2 separate regions of the Homo sapiens genome follow, and region 2 is linked to region 1. Evidence: chromatin loops called from intact Hi-C (ENCODE). Cell type or tissue: left lung. All regions are shown on one strand. Links, peaks and the distances in the headings refer to the core of each region. The heading gives the core; the rest is flanking DNA. Region 1 has its middle 27 kb from the start of MIR4312. Region 2 has its middle 8.6 kb from the start of ANP32A.

Evidence for each region. A loop is a pair of places that touch in the nucleus more often than their neighbours do. Peaks named below come from ENCODE experiments on the same cell type or tissue, not always from the same donor. Only the 100,000 strongest peaks of a DNase experiment are listed, where the experiment ranks them.
Region 2: a loop joins it to region 1, with 2.0 times the contacts of the local background. A loop is called at or near these places in 65 of 110 quality-filtered maps.

The regions. Positions count from the first base shown.
Region 1 is chr15:68,773,226-68,776,144 of GRCh38, forward strand. No RefSeq gene overlaps it. Among named protein-coding and RNA genes, the nearest start is that of MIR4312, 27 kb to the right of the region's middle. In left lung, for the core only: no CTCF peak of the experiment used is centred there; no DNase peak of the experiment used is centred there; H3K27ac peaks cover 243 bases.
Region 2 is chr15:68,828,018-68,830,936 of GRCh38, forward strand. No RefSeq gene overlaps it. Among named protein-coding and RNA genes, the nearest start is that of ANP32A, 8.6 kb to the left of the region's middle. RefSeq lists an enhancer at 1,068-1,117. In left lung, for the core only: a CTCF peak has its summit at 1,238; no DNase peak of the experiment used is centred there.

The DNA.
Region 1 (2,919 bases), core at 321-2,820:
ACTTCCTTATTGAGCCAGTTGGATTACCCAGGCAATTGTAGGTGTGTATAGACCAGGCTATCGGTCTACACTTTGAGACCTCAGAAAGTCTTTTTGCAAATTCTCTATCAAAACACTCCTGCCTCACTAGAGAGGCCACTATTTCTCCCACATTGACCCTTCCTACTGCCACTGCAGAGTTTTGGCAGGGGAATGCTTTATTTTGTGTTCAAAATAGATGTAACTATAGGCCCCAGGGCAATGAGGGAAATAATACAACAAACTATCGACTAAGACTGTCAAAGTCATTTAGTCCGCATCACTGTTTTTATAGGACACAGAGGTGACTTGGCGACTACCCAGCTAGTTAGTTTCAGAGCTAGGATGAGAATCCAGGTCTCCTGACTCCTGAGTGCCTCACCAAAATGTGTAACACCTGCAGAAGGCCATCAGCAAGATTTAGGATACTCCCAGAGGGCAAATCCATTGCTTTTTATAACCAAGATAGTCCATGGAATGTATCATGACTGTGGTGGTTGAAACAAAGAAATTATTTAATGGATACAATGTATATTGTTCAGGTGATGGTTACACTAAAGGCCCAGACTTCACCACTATGTAATACATCCATGGAACAAAACTGCACTTGTACCCCTTACATTTATAAACAAACAAACAAAAACAACAGAGTGGATTTTGCTAATCTAAATTTTTAAAGGGAAGGGAGGAAAACTTCCAAGAAGCTTGTCTTAATTACCAAGGGCCATCGAAAATTTTGTTTTCTCCTTGTTACAGAAAATATTTGGGTTGCCTGGGATTCTTTACCATACTTAAAAAAAAAAATAGAAATTTTCACTTTCCACTGCTCTTTCCCATCTGGTATGGTTTGGATATGTGTCCCCTCCAAATCTCATGTTGAAATGTGATCCCCATTGTTAGCGGTGGGGCCTGATGGGAGGTGTTTGGATGGGGCAGATCCCTCATGAGTGGCTTAGTGCCATCCCCATGGTAATGAGTGAGTTCTTGCTCTGAGTTCACTCAGAGATCTGGTTGTTTAGAAGAGCACAGCACCTCCCCCTTCTCTCTCTTGCTCCTTTACTTGCCATGTGACGGGCCTGTTCCTGTTTCGCCTCCACCATGAGTCAAAGTTCCCTGAGGACTCACCAGAAGCCAAGCAGATACCAGGACCACACTTCCTGTACAGCCTGCAGAACCATGAGCCAATTAAAACTCTTTATAAATAACCCAGCCTCAGGTACTTCTTTTCTTTTCTTTTTTTGAGATGGAGTCTTGCTTGCTCTGTCGCCCAGGCTGGAGTGCAGTGGTGCAATCATAGCTCACTGCAGTCATGACCTCCTAGGCTCAAATGATCCTCCCACCTCAGCCTCCCGAGTAGCCAGGACTACAGGTGCACATCACCACACCTAGCTAATTTTTGTATTCTTTGTAGAGACAGAGTCTCACCATGTTGCCTAGGCTGGTCTCTAACTCCTGGGCTCAAGAGATCTGCCTGCCTCAGCCTCCCAAAGTATTGCGATTACAGCTGTGAGCCCCCATACCCGGCCAGGCATTTCTTTAGAGTGAGGTAAGAACAGACTAACACACCATCTTTCCATCATCTCACAGCCTGTGAGATACACAGGTAGCTATTATCATCCCCTTTCTACAAGAGGTGTAAAAGATATGTGGATCCACATTTGAATTCTGCTTGCCACCTGTGTGATGTTGGGCAGGTCAGTTAACCTCTTTGAGCCTCACTTTTCTCAGTTTTAAATGAGTATGGCCATATTAGCTGTGGCTATTGAGTTTAATGCAGCATTTCCCAAACTTCCCTCATGATGAGAATCCTCTGGGCATTGTTAAAATCACAAATTCCTGGGCCCTAGTCCAGGGCTACTGAACTAGAATTCCCAGGGATGAGGCCTGGCAGTCTGACAGGCCCCAGAGATTATCAGGGAAATTTGGGAAACACTAGGTTGAGTTTTATAAAGCATTTACTGTTGTGTCTGGCACTAAGCAGCCAATATTGAGTATTTAGATGGGTTCAATCTTTGAAATGTGGATAATGATGATTACAGAATAGGGTTATGATGAAACACAAGAAAAATAATGTGTAGTCCCTGGCAAACAGTAAGTTCTAAGTATCTGTTGAAGTCCTCACTTCATTGCACTCATCGGGACTCCCAGGATGAGAGGGGATCACCTGGAGGTTCGCTGGTTCTCTGTCATGGCTCTATCCAAGGGCTATGCCTCCTCAACTCCAGGCCTCCATCCTCTAGCCCAGCACCTCCCACGGGAAGATTCTTGTTTTCTAGATTCCAGGGAGCAAGCCTCATTTGACCAATTTGGGTTTCAGGTCCTTCCTTGTACCAGTCACTGTGGTTAGGATTTGGACTAGGCTGACTGGCCAGGACAAAATAACTTGCTTACCTAAGACCCAGAGGGATGGGGGCCAGCCCATCTGAACTTCAGGAATGGAGAATGGTCCATATCCATGTGAGTCCTTCCAGTGGTCCCTTGGAGGTGTTGCTAGGCCAAGAAAAACGGATGGTTGGCAGGCAGCCCCACAGACGTTCCTTGCGTCAGCTCTCCAGTTCACAGTCAGCCAGCAGACTCCAGATGCCTCAGTGACTCCGGAGCTTCTGGCAATCTCTCCTCTGCTAGTGCGACCACGGCCAGGCTTGAGGGCCTCAGTCAGATGACCCAGCCTTTGACCTACCCTCATCTGTGCAACCATCTCCAGCCCCCTCCTTGGCCTGCTCACCCTTGGGCCAGCCTGTCCCAGGGGCCTATCCAAGGGCTGGACCAGGGACTTAGAGCTGCTGTTGTCCAAAGCTGCTTATTAGAGACCCACTGTGGGAATCCTTCCAACCATGAACAATGAGTTTCTAAACCAGGATAAAAACAGCCTTTGCAAGTCAGCAAATGAGACAAACTGAA
Region 2 (2,919 bases), core at 221-2,720, 55 kb after region 1:
CTTTTTGAGACCGAGGTGGGCAGATCAGTTGAGGTCAGGAGTTCAAGACCAGCCTGGCCAACATGGTGAAACCCCAACTCTACTAAAAATACAAAAGTTAGCTCAGTGTGGGGGCACACGCCTGTAATCCCATCTACTTGGGAGGCTGAGGCAGGAGGATCGCTTGAACCTGGGAAGTGGAGGTTGCAACTAGCCAAGATGGTGCCACTGCACTCCAGCCTGGGTGACAGAGTTAGACTCCGTCTCAAAAAAAAAAAAAAAAAAAAAAAAAAAAAAAAAAAAAAAAAAAGACTCTACCGCAGCAAAACTGGTGATAATCTTAAAATTTGGAAAGGAAATGTCCCTAGTAAAGATATTTGATTTAAATTACAAGGAATTTAGTTCTAAGGGATAATCGACATATTTCATAAATAAATGCAGATATCTCTAGATATCAAATGATAAAAGATCTTGAGCAGTGATGGATTACTGCTAATGGGTTTCTGTCTGCTACTCTGAGCACAGTTCAGGCTCAAGAACTGACATGAAGGGTTTGAGAATTTAGTCAAAATCTGGAAGTAGGCAGGTGGTCACAGGCTAACTAAGAGTTCATAACCGGATGCAGTCGTTGAAGGACAATTGTGAAGAAAAAATGCTGATGGTGAAACGAATGCAAAAACCACAAACACATTGAAGAGGCCTATGTTCCTGGGAACAAAGAGGAAGGTTATCAATGATGTGCTTGTAGAAAACATATTAATACTGGAATATTGTCTTCTTTCCCATCATTTCAGGTCAGTTAGCTTAGATTACTATTCAGCTAGAAAAAACAAATGATACCCTTGCAAGGACTCTGAACAATATTGGAATTCAGCTGTTTTGTTTCTAATAAAACATGGTTTAACTGTTACATGAATAGAAGTTCCTTATAAGTGCCAATTACTTCTTTCCAGAGAAGCAGTGCTAAAGATTCTGTTCATTGGTACACTAAGTGTTCTTCATGACCCAGTGTTTTATTTCCTATAAGTTAGCTTTTTTTCTCAGATGATTTAATGAAAATTATGGCAGTCTGCTCATTGTTCAGCAAAATCCATTTCCTCTTCTCCTTGAACACAAAGCTTGACTATGTTTCCTAGATGGCCCTTGCAGTTAGTTGGGGCCATGTGACTGGGTTCTAGCTTGTTGATTATAAGTGGAAGTGATGCTGCCACTTAAAGGCTTGAAAGTGCCACTGCATACTGACTGAGATGCAGTGGAAGCCCTGTGTTTATGAGGTGGACCCCCTCTCAGGCTGAAATGTCTCTTAAGAGTCATTTCAGCAACCTATTTACTTGCCCACCAAGAGAGAAATTGTGACTAAGAAACTTTTATGGGGCTGTGCCATTATATGCTTGTATCCATTTGTTACTGTAGCCTATGCTAGTAACTAACACAATAATAAAGGTTTTTTTCAGTCTTAGTTTTCTATTCATTTGTAGACCAATTGTAAATGTGAATATTGTATTTCCATTGTATCTTGGCTTACATGTTCAAAGCACCATAAAACAGATAAAAGGATTATATTAACAAGTACTTAATGTAGAAAAGATCAGTGCAAGGGAGTCTATGGAATAACATGCAAATATGTCTCTTTCCCCCAAACTTAGTGCTTGGCTCATAGTAAGTATAAAATAAATGCCTGTTGTTTCATCAATAAGTAGTCCTCCCCTCTCAAGCTGCAGACTGACATTTTAATTGCTCATTGGACATTTCCAAACAGGTATCTTACAGGAACAAACCACATGACATTTCCAAAACGAATCTCTTCCTTGCCAGCCTCTGCCTACTCTGCCTCCACCAAACTACCTTTATCCTTCTGGCTCTCCTGTTTTGATTAATGGTACCCTTGGAATTGTCCTCTGTTGACTCCCATAACCAAATGGTTAACTCGTCCTCTAAATTTCCAACTACCTTTCCTCCTATCAGCCCCACTTTTTCACCACTCTATCCAAGCAAGCTCGCCCCACCCTTTCTCATGTCTAAATTGGCACCGTGTGCTAAGAGTTCCCAGGCTTTGGGTTTTCTCACCAATAACATTTAAAAAAAGGGTTTAGGACCAACATAGAATTCCCAACTTTTAATTTTGCCAGATAAAGACATTCTTTAAAAAACTTATCTTTTATTGTTCTATAGACTATTTTTAAAATGGCAATGTAGGGAGGACTCAGCTTTAGAATATAGGACACTCCTCTACATTGAATTTAATTTTATGAGAATTCACTACCTTGTTCAAGATTGAGTAGTTGGAAACTCTTGTCTAGATCAGCACTGGCCCTGAGGTCTTGATGTGGTTTTGTGGCCAGATGAATGTTTCTGAGTTCCAGTTCCAGTGCTCCTCCGGTCAACAACAGCCTCTCTGGTTCCCTGTGGCCTGCTTTCCCCCACCTGGCATTAAAACTCCCCAAAGAAGGCCTCATACTACCTTCCAGTGTTATCTCTAATTTCCAGGCAAATTAGACCTTCTGTTATTCCTTTTTCTTTTCTATCTTTGACTATGCAGTTCTTGCACCTGTACAGTCTATCCTTTTTTCCCCACCACGCAAAATTCTACCCAAAATTTAAGACCACATTTGATATCATTGCCTCCTTTGAAACCTTTGATGATCCATTTTACCCACACAAACAAGAGCTTTCCTCTCCTTGAACTTGCATAACATGGTAAAGTATAGCACGTGGCTGCTTTCTTCCACATGCTGTGCTTATTTACCTCTCCCACAAAATTACAATAAATCCTTAAAGATAAGAAAAATGTTTGATTCATTTTTATTACCCCTCCATTATTTGAACATTAAATGTTGAATATATATTTAATGACTTAATGAATACTTTAGACATAGTGAACTCCAGACTTTAAAAAGTATCTTTGAAACATTTAAATAACTTTAATCTTCAATGTCAAGT